Linked DNA regions of Homo sapiens: region 2 is linked to region 1. Evidence: chromatin contacts called from ENCODE Hi-C or POLR2A ChIA-PET data. All regions are on one chromosome and are shown on one strand. The core of a region is the stretch at or near the end of the contact, and the rest is flanking DNA. Distances in the headings are between cores, read along the strand shown. Region 1 has its middle 95 kb from the start of HSD17B3-AS1. Region 2 holds the start of LOC107987033 (a long non-coding RNA gene).

Evidence for each region. A loop is a pair of places that touch in the nucleus more often than their neighbours do. ChIA-PET counts read pairs that join two places held with the same protein, here RNA polymerase II (POLR2A). Pooled maps may share reads with other maps.
Region 2: a loop to region 1 is called in a map of PC-9, with 7 times the contacts of the local background. The contact joins two enhancer-like sites. A Hi-C loop is called at or near these places in 2 of 168 maps with a recorded cell type or tissue (PC-9 and sigmoid colon) and 1 of 50 pooled maps. POLR2A ChIA-PET finds 5 or more read pairs at or near these places in 1 of 52 experiments (WTC11).

Annotation. Positions count from the first base shown.
Region 1 is chr9:96,148,500-96,153,545 of GRCh38, reverse strand. No RefSeq gene overlaps it. Among named protein-coding and RNA genes, the nearest start is that of HSD17B3-AS1, 95 kb to the left of the region's middle. Within about 2 kb of position 2,870, at least 3 of the 41 ENCODE cell types and tissues checked have a DNase peak (open chromatin) inside an H3K27ac peak, as active enhancers do.
Region 2 is chr9:96,184,015-96,189,060 of GRCh38, reverse strand. It overlaps LOC107987033 (a long non-coding RNA gene), which reads left to right and starts at 183. Exons shown (of 4, transcript XR_001746574.2): 1 at 183-443. RefSeq lists an enhancer at 1,174-1,972. Within about 2 kb of position 3,125, at least 4 of the 41 ENCODE cell types and tissues checked have a DNase peak (open chromatin) inside an H3K27ac peak, as active enhancers do.

The DNA of each region.
Region 1 (5,046 bases), core at 1,621-4,120:
TCTCTACTAAAAATACAAAAAGTAACAGGGTGCGGTGGTAGGCGCCTGTAATCCCAGCTACTTGGGAGGCTGAGGCAGGAGAATCACTTGAACCCAGGGGGTGGAGGTTGCAGTGAGTCAAGATGGTGCCACTGCACTCCAGCCTGGGAGACAGAGTGAGACTCCGTCTCAAAAAAAAAAAAATTAATTAGTTTCAGCAGCTGTTTTGGAACCCAGGTTGGAGAGAAGCATGGGCTTTTCATTATGGCCAAGGTAGGTGAAAGGCCACAGGAATAGCCAGGCACTGAGCCTCGATATGAGCACACCACGTGGCATGGGAAATAAGAGAGTGGAAGTTTAGCATCAGGCAGAGCGGGATGTGGATTCCAGTGCTGCCACTCTCTAGCCTTGGACCTCGGGCCTGTGCGGCACAGAGTTGTTGCCTACCCGGCAAGACTGTGTCAAAGAACAAATGGAGAAGCATGGTATCCATGACCCCCAGCGGCAGCTCTGTGAGTGTCACAGATCAGTCACATCAGGGGTATGGTCACAGCTTGCAAATTTGACTCTCCATAGTGGGCAAGGGAAGAGCTAGGGAAGAGACAAAGTCAAAAACGTGGGCAGTTCCCACGTGTTTACCTGTCCCGTTCAATCAAGGCAACTTGAAAGTCTCTGTGTTTATTCATCTTGCACTCAACAAACTTGTATGTGGGGACTGAGCAGCTGCTGTTCCCCAAAGAATCTTGGTTCCCACCCCCTCATAGTGTGAGGGTCTCACCATTCCAGGTGTGCTTCTAAACTTCAAAGCTCCTGAGAATCTCAGTTCCCTCCCACTCATAGTGTGAGAGTCTCACCATGCCAAGTGTTATTCTAAACTTTAAAGCCCCTGAGAATCTCAATTCCCACCCCTCATAGTGTGAGAGTTTCACCATGCCAAGTGTGATTCTAAAGTTTTGTTTGTTTTGTTTTGTTTTTGAGACAGAGTCTTGCTCTGTCACCAGGCTGGAGTGCAATGACACCATCTTGGCTCACTGCAACCTCCGCCTCCAGGTTCAAGCGAGTAGCTGGGACTATAGGCGCAAGCCACCACGCCTGGCTAATTTTTCGTATTTTAGTAGAGACGGAGTTTCACCATGTTGGCCAGGATGGTCTCGATCTCCTGATCTCGTGATTTGCCTGCCTCGGCCTCCCAAAATGCTGGGATTACAGGCATGAGCCACCGCGCCCGGCGGTGTGGCTCTAAACTTTAAAGCTCCTGAGAATCTCAGTTCCCATCCCTTATAGTGTGAGGGTCTCACCGTGCCAAGTGTCACTCTAAACTTTAAAGTTCGGTATGGTTCATACCTCGTGCCTCTTACCTGCAGCCCAATTACTTCACCAGGGGCTCAACTGAAGAATTAGTGATGAATGGTCATTATGACCCTGTGCAATTTTTGTTATTTATTCACAAACCAAAGAAATGCAAAATGATAAAAAGAAGATACAGTGTTTCCCTATGACATTGGCAGAGACCTTTGAAAAAATACCCAGGGTCTGACAAGAGTGTGGGGAAAAACATTAATTCATTGCTGATTATATAACTAGGATTTTCTGGAAGACACAATAATAGGTATAAAAAACCACAAAAACGTTCAGACCTTTTGATGCCATAATTCTACCACTTAAAACATTTTTCAAGGGGATTATTAAATAGGGTTGCTTTCTAATTAAGAAAGCTCATTGCAAGATACTGTATAAGACCAAAGATTGCAAACAACTTAAATGCTCAGCAATATAGGATTGGCTGATGGAATCATTTGTTCAGCAAATACCACTGAGCACCCTACTGGAGTGCCTGCTGTGCTCTGACCATGCTTTGGGAATAAATATTCTTCTCAGACGTGTGCTCAAAATACACAGTGTGACCCAATGTCGAATGTACAAGTGTGTAAACTGATATTTGACCAAAGACAAATATTGCCAGCTTAGAACTTCTGGGTTTCATGGATACATCTGAAATTTCATTTAAGAATTTTTTTGTTTTGTTTTGTTTTGTTTTTTTAGACAGAGTGTTGCCCTGTTGCCTAGGCTGGAGTGCAGTGGCATGATCTTGGCTCACTGCAGCCCCCGCCTCCCTGGTTCAAGCGAGTCTCCTGCCTCAGCCTCAAGAGTAGCTGGGATTACAGGCGTGCACCACCATGTCCAGCTAATTTTTGTATTTTAGTAGAAATGGGATTTCACCATGTTGGCCAGCCTGGTCTCGAACTCCTGACCTAGTGATCCACCCTGGGCCTCCCAAAGGGTAGGGATTACAGCCTTGAGCCACTGCACCTGGCCTTATTTAAGAATTTAAATCATGTTTCAGTTTTCATTTAAGAACTTTAGTAGTTAAAATTGTATCTGATTTTTTGTTTTTAAATTGATGCATAAGACATGCATATTTTAGGGATACAAGTGGTAATTTTATATATTTGTGTAATTCATACAGATCGAATCAGTGTACTTGGAATATCCATGCCTTAAATATGTATTTTTCCTTGATGCCAGAAACATTTGAATTAGTCTCTTCTAGCTATATGGAAATGTATCTAGATTATTGTGGACTGTAGTCACCCTACTGATCTATCAAACAGCAGGTCTTATTTCCTCTATCAGACCAGAGGTTTGTACCCAGCAGTGACATTTTAAAGCTTAATATTTATAGTGTGATAACAGTGACCTCTCAGCACCGTCACCGGGCAGGGTGCTCCTGTGGTCACTGTTTTCAGATCTGCAGTGGAAACAAAAGTCCATTTCCAAGAAACCAGTGGGGCCGTACAATATGCTTTGGTAGCTAGCTTAGTCAGCACCAGATTCCGCAGAAGATGCTGGTGCCTGAAGCAGATCAATGGGACGGGTGCCACGGTGGGTTACCGTGTAAGAAGTAAATGTAGCATGTGAGTCAGCTTTCCTTCCTTTAAGCCAGTGGTTCTAGGGGTGATTCTGCCCCCCCAGGTGACATTAGGCAATGTCTGGAAATTGGGGGAGTGTTGGGACCAACATCTACTGGGTTGAGGTCAAGGGTGCTGCTAGCTTTTTATGATGCACAGGACACTCAGCCCCTTACAACAAAGAACCACCTAGTCCAAAATGTCAATAGTGCCAACCACAGTAGAGAAACGCTGCTCTAAACATAGACACAGTAGTCTCCCTAGCTGTGGTTTTGCTTTCAGCCGTTTCAGTTACCCACAGTCAACTGTGGTCTGAAAATCGGTGAGTACAGTACAATAAGATACTTTGGGAGAGAGAGAGAGACCACATTTACATAACTTTTATTACAGATACTTTTATCATTGTTCTATTTTATTATTAGGTATTGTTGTTAATCTCTTAGTGTCTTAGCCTTAATTCATAAGTTAAGCTTTTTCATAGGTATTTATGTACAAGGAAAAATGTAGTACAGTTGTTCGTCTGTATACCTGAGTTCTCACCCCTTGAACACTGTATTCTTGGTCCTGGTTTCGTTAAAAGAGTCTAGGTATTACTGCAAGGGTCTGGTGAGGGCTAGACAAACATCCCTGCAGAAGGATCGGTATCACAGGGACACTAACCCAAGAGGCCAAGTCTGTCCTGGCGTCAGGAAGGGTCCCACTGGGGAGAAACAAATGGTTTCACACTTCAAACGTTTTCAAGTGGGAACGTGAACCACCCGTGCTGTCTGACAACCTGTGTTGTATATGTAGGGTCCATACTATCTGCAGTTTCAGGCATCCATAGGGGGTCTTGGATTGTTCCCGCAGATAACGGGGGACTATTGCAATTGCTAACATCAAGTGTTCTCCTTTCCCTACCACCTGGACTTGAAGATGGGGTTGCAGGAAATGCAGCAGCCCCGGAAACAGAAGCTGCGTGCTCTGCTCGAGGAGCCTTCTGGACGCTTCAGCAGCAGTCTTCAGATTGCTGCCTTTCCTCAGTCATCTTCATTTCCAATAATTTGCATGCATTTGAGGGAAAAATTGTCCTCAAGTGTTGGATCTAAAAATTAACAGTGGAGCACTGGAATAGGCTTTTAAGCTAACACTGTGTCTCTAAATGTCCATGCTCCTCAGCGCTCCTTGCAAGCAAGTTAATCCCAGCACCTTTCCGGCTAGGAAAATAGGAGGGTCTAAAGCAGGCTGAAGAAGAAAATAAGTGCTTGCCTCCCAAAGTCCATGGAGTAGGTCACTTCTTCAGCACATTCCAGCAAATGAGCTGCGTTCTCTGCAAGCAATCTTATGCCAAATTGGCATTGCTTCCCACATGGTACAATTTTAAGACTTTTTTTGTTCTTCAAGCAGCCTTTGAACACGGAATAGCTACTGTTCCAGTTTATTGGAACATTTTGTAAAATTACATGATAAGCCGGTTCCAAAATCTTTTCTATGTCATGTAGTTTATCTTTGGATAAAAAAGAATGATGAAAGCAGCCCACTTGCTGGAGATTACAGGCAGCAATTCTGTGCCATTATTGCTTTCTCAACACACAGCTGAAGAGTGTGAACAAATCATAGGACGCTTGTGATTCCCAAGTCACTTGTAGCCATCACCATGTTTGTTCCATTGCTGGAGACAATTGCCCAACACTTTACTTGATGGACTTTTCATTTCATAAATATTTCTCCAATAAGATTCCTTTTACTGGGAAGAACCAAAGCCTCTTGGCAGCAAAATAAAGATGAGCGCACTCAGCCTCACCATTAATCCACCAGGCTGTCAAACTGATGGAAAGAATACAAAAGCAGCACATTTAATAACACCATTAAACTTTGTGCATGCAGCAGCATGTCATGCAGGAAGAAAGCATTTCGATAACATGGTTTCTGGAAAGAACTTTGTACCTGATCACTTGAGTAAATTACAAAAGTTCTTTGTCTTCATCCACTGAATACAGTTGTCAGTGGGTAACATTTTGAGAAGCTTTTTGTTCAAACATTTGGTTTCCACAGAACTGAAATGTGTTTTGAAAGAATTCATGTGAATTCTATTGTTTTGAATTTGGCTAGTGAAAATGTACATTGTGGGTGCCACGTTTTTCCTGAGTACCTCTTCATCCTTTTATACCCTTTGTTA
Region 2 (5,046 bases), core at 1,876-4,375, 35 kb before region 1:
CACAGCTCAGAGTGTTTAAAAGACTCTCAGCTGCCGTTGGAGGCCCAAGGCCACAGACCAAAACCAGCATTATACCAAGTCCAGAGCTGCTGCAAGACTCTAACTGGCTCTGGCTTCTGTGTCACCTCGATTTTGAGGCCTGATTCCATTCTGAGACAGAAATATGGGCAGCATTTCCAAATACAAGAAATAAAAATTCATCCTCTTCCTTCAGAGTGAAAGTGTGTGAGAACAAAAAGCTGTGTTGGGGCCAAGCCTCTGTGTGGGCAGGGCGACTTCTGGCTTGGCTCCTTTTGTGTTTGTCACAAAATGATTTCATAAACGAGTTTAAGGAAAACCCCAAAACAAAGGAGAAAAACCTCTTTGGCAAAACGACAGTGGGGATGGAGCTATCTTGCTCCAGGACAACTTCTTATGAGGATTCTGTGTGGCTGTTCCGAGTGGTATGTGAATTGGGCTCCTTTGATTTCATTTATGTTTTATCACTGAGTCTTAAACTGGCCATGGGATCTTATCCTCATTTCCAAAGGTGAGGAGCCTGAGGACAAAGGCAGGATGGCCAACCATGAATCAGAGATGATGGGAACGAGTTAACAGCCACGGGAGGGACCTCAGCAGACCCCCGAGTTCTGTGGCCAGTGCAGTGCACTCACAGCACCTCCCAGAAGAAGTCAGTGCCAACAGCTGAGACCAACAATGGGGATGTAGATTTCCACCTTCAGGAATTCACTCACTACATGTTGGTCCTTTTACATTTAGTTGGACACACTTTACAATTTATTGCTAAATATTTTCTGGAGCATACTTCAGTTATGTCTATTATATCAGCTTTTCTAAAATATTCATAGATACATAGGTGTGTGCACGTCTTTCTATTATTTTTATCTCAATTTTCTGTTGTTTCCTGATTCCATGTTGGAATAATTTATTTAATAGTCACTAAGAGTCAACACCATGACAATTTTATGGGATTAAAAGAATTTAAAACCAATAACGTGGGCTTCCCATTTCTTCGGTGTGATTACACATTGTTTTTATGAATATGTAGACATATTAGTTTTAATGTAGGCAGCGTATCTTAGTTAAAAAAAAATTCTGGAATCTGAAAAACAGAAATATCCGTTCATTGCCAATAGTTCCGATGTACTGAGACTTTCATGTTTGTTAAACTTTTTGTGATTCATATAGTTTCTCAAACGAGAAAAACAAGTGCCAGAGATGAGAATTTAATTTACAAAATGCTCTTCCAAAAAATTTTTGATGAGGATATAGGAATCTTTTCTTTTTAATGTAAAAATGTAGTGGAACAAATTCTTACATAAAAATATGCTAATAATCAAGAATTTAACACTGAATTTACTTAGAGTGATTGCATTGTGGATTAACACATAAGCCAAACAATTTACTTTTATTTTCAGCTGCTTTAATATTTTAGTGTGCTGGGTCACCCAGTTGAGAATCCACCTTAATCTCAACCCTAACCCTACCCTACTCCTCACCCCAACCCTAATGCCAACCCTAATCCTAACCGAGCCCTGCCCCCAATCTCACCCCAAGCCCAACCCTAACCCTTTTGTTTGCCTTCCCATCTGTGATGCTTGGCATTGATGCAGCTAACTTGTGCTCAGGCTCACCGCAAACGCCGCCTTCGCCATATCTTTCTATGAAGCCACCTGGAATCTGTGTTTGAGGGAACGTTGGCACTCCCTTCCCTGGAAAGAGAAAGCTGCTGCACAGACAGGCTCTGTGCCTCGCCCCACGCAGCTTCGGTTGGGGGTGCTGCCTCCTGAACTCCAGCATGCTGTTTCATTTATTATTTCTCTTTATTGCCTCTGTGCTGGCAATAAAGTTGGGGTCATAAAATTAGAGTGTGGTCGCCCCGTACGGTTTCCCAGATTTCCATGTCATGTTGGGAAACTCCAAAGTTCCTGATGACTGCCACTGGGTATTTTCAATCCTCTTGTGTAGACTGACACTGAACATAATTTTTTTAAAAAAAGAGAGGATGGAGGGGAGAGGGAAGCAAAGCAAACTTCAACATTTTGGAGCGAACATAGGCTTTATCTGGACGAGGGGTTGGTTATTTATGGCAGATTTGCAATCCTGAATGCCCTTCTCTAGCATGAGAAACATGTAGGCAGGCAGCCCCGGGACCCCTGCAGCCTGGGACCACACAGGGAGAGACACGGCCTGAGCTGTTTATCGCAGACTGGGAGTGCGGGGCCTGCCGCGCAGCTGCCCGGCCAGCGCGCGTGTCTGAACCTGAGCTGGGCCGGCTGCGGGCTGCAGGCGGGCTCTGGGCGGCCACCCAGCTCTGTCACTACGCAGCCTCGCCGAAGCCTTCAGCCAACCAGCAGGTTGATTGACTTTTGTTTCTCCTTGCATTCCTTTCTAAAGGACAAGGAGTGGCTGTGTTTAAAGAGGGAAAACTCAAGGAGGTCTAACCACAGAAACAGCAGCAGTTTTCTTTGTTGCTCTTCCAAAGCAGGGCTTCCGTTTTGAAAGAAAAAGAACAAACAAACAAACGTTCCCCACTACCCCTGCAAATAACATTCTCCTAAAACACACAGACTAAAAAGTATATCAATTTTTATTGCAGTGTCAGGAAATAGCAAACGGTATTGATAACTACCTTTTTTAGTGAGGGCTACGTATATACAGTTATGTGTTGCTTAACGATGGGTACACATTCTGAGAAATGCATCTTTATGTAATTTCATGGTTGTACAAACATTACAGAGTGGTGTTTGCGCAAACCTAGATAGTATGGCCTACTATACATCTAGGCTACAAACCTGTCCAGCATGTGATTGGACTGAATATTTGTAGGCAATTGGAATACAGTGTCAGTATTTGTGTATCTAAACATAGAAGAGGGACAGTAAAAATAGAATTCTCATGGGACCACCATTGTATACGCCAACCATTGACCAAAATGTTGTCATGTGTACCTGCCTATATGTGGTCCGGCATGATTTTTTTACAACCAAGTGGGGTAGGTACTTCACTGTCCCCAAGCTGCAGGTGAGAAGAAGTGAACCTGCCAGCCCAGGATGGCATAGCTGCTAATTCCAGCCCAGGCCTGGCTGGCCCTCAAGAATGCCTCCTGACCCCAGGCAGTATTTTCTTCCTGAACTTGAGTGGGTGGCCATGGCTGCCTCCCAAAGAGGGTGTGGTTCTTAACTGGGAGCAGTTTTTTCCCCCAGGGGACACTTGGCAAAATCTGGAGACATTTTTGATTGTCACAGATTGCTACTGGTGTGTAGTGGGTAGAGGCCAGGGATGTTACTAAGCATCCTGTACAGGGCAGCCCCCATGACAAAGAATTATCTCACTGAAGATGTCCATAGTGTCAAGGACTAGAAACCCTGCCATAGATGTTTCTATTCTGTGACATTTATGTTTAATGTGGTTTACTATGCTGTGAATAATTGGAGGGGAAACTGGATTGTGAAAGCAAAACTGCTCCTGAAAATTGTCACCCATGACAAGTGTTTGGAAAACAAACCAAACCCTACAATACTTTCTTCTTAAAACCTGGGCAAGATCTGCACACCTAGAGGTGGTGTCTAGTGAACAATTGATGGTTGCTTCCCAGTATCTTCTCATCCATTCTTTATGCCTTTTTGCAACAGCTGGGGCAGGATCTCCAGGGGTTTCTGGTGAACCCACACCAATTCCAGATCCTGTGGGGAGGATGTGGCTGAGGTTGAGAGATCAGGCATGTGGTCATCCTGGCCTGAGAGACCAGTGGCAGAGGGGTGGGTGTGTGACCCATGCAAAGGGAACTCCAGGTATTTTCTGGGAATGCTGGGACAGGAGCTCTCCCCTTAAGAGTGGGAGGGAGTGAGAACTGACACTTAGGAGAGATCAGAGTGAAAGGCAGGTAGGATAGGGATCCAGGACTCTGAGGACTTGCAGTTTGACAATTGATCTGCCCTCTGCTTTTACTTCAGCCACTTGCATTTTGCTTTTGTTTTGTTTTGCTTTTTGAGACAGAGTTTTTCTCTGTCACCCAGGCTGGAGTGCAATGGTGTGATCACAGCTCACTGCAGCCTCAACTTCCCAGGCTAAAGCAATCCTCCCATCTCAGCCTCCTGCATAGCTGGGACCACTTTGATTTTTTTTGACATAAATCACCATATATCTTGGGGAACAAATGTCTCCCACTCAGCAAACTAGAACTGCAATAGGGACTCAACTGTTGGGGGTTGGCAGCCTGGGGTTCATGTGGGGATGTCTTCCCAAGGGAATCAACTTGATCTCGATCCTAAATCTCCTCTTCTGAGCTTCTGCCTTACACAGCTGTCTTCCCTAACTGGGATCCCCAGTTAGAACGTTGATGGCTGTTGAGGAGCAGAAATCATGCTGTGTTTTGTCCACCTGGTGAGAACCTGGAGGGTGGGATGATGAATAAGCCAGAGTGTAGGGGGCAGGACCGGCACCTGAGGCAGGGAGCCCCAGCCCTATTCACAAAGCCCCATGTGCTGCCTGGGACCCTCGGTCACCAGGACTCACCTCACACAGCCCCCAATGCTGGTCTCCTGCCCTGCTCTTTTCCACCTGCAAACCTTAGCTGAAGGAGCTCCCTCCGCCTGGAACACCTTCCACCTTCCTACCCTCCTTCCACGCTTGGCTTCAATCCCCTCTCCTCTGCAAAGCCTTCTTGGATTACCCTGAATTCTTAGCCTGTTTATTGACTGTCAGGGCTGAGTCACATGGTGTATTTTCATTATCTACCCAACTAGATTATATGCCCCTGGAAGGCAGGCTTGTGTCCTCTGCCTTTGCATTCTTGCAGTACTAGTTGTCTGGAAGGGCCAATGGCCCCAGGCACAGAGCCACCTAGGGCTGTGTGATTGGGGGTTCCTGCTTTACATGACTTCGTTTGGAAGAAGAGGACAGACAGCTGGCTGGGGAGACAGGCTTTGTGACCCTACACTTCCCAGTCCCGCTGCCAATCAAGGGACTTACATGTGTGTATAATATCCATGTTCTCAGGTGCTCGTGCACTTGCCTTGTTCTTCCATGTGCTTTTCTGCTCCT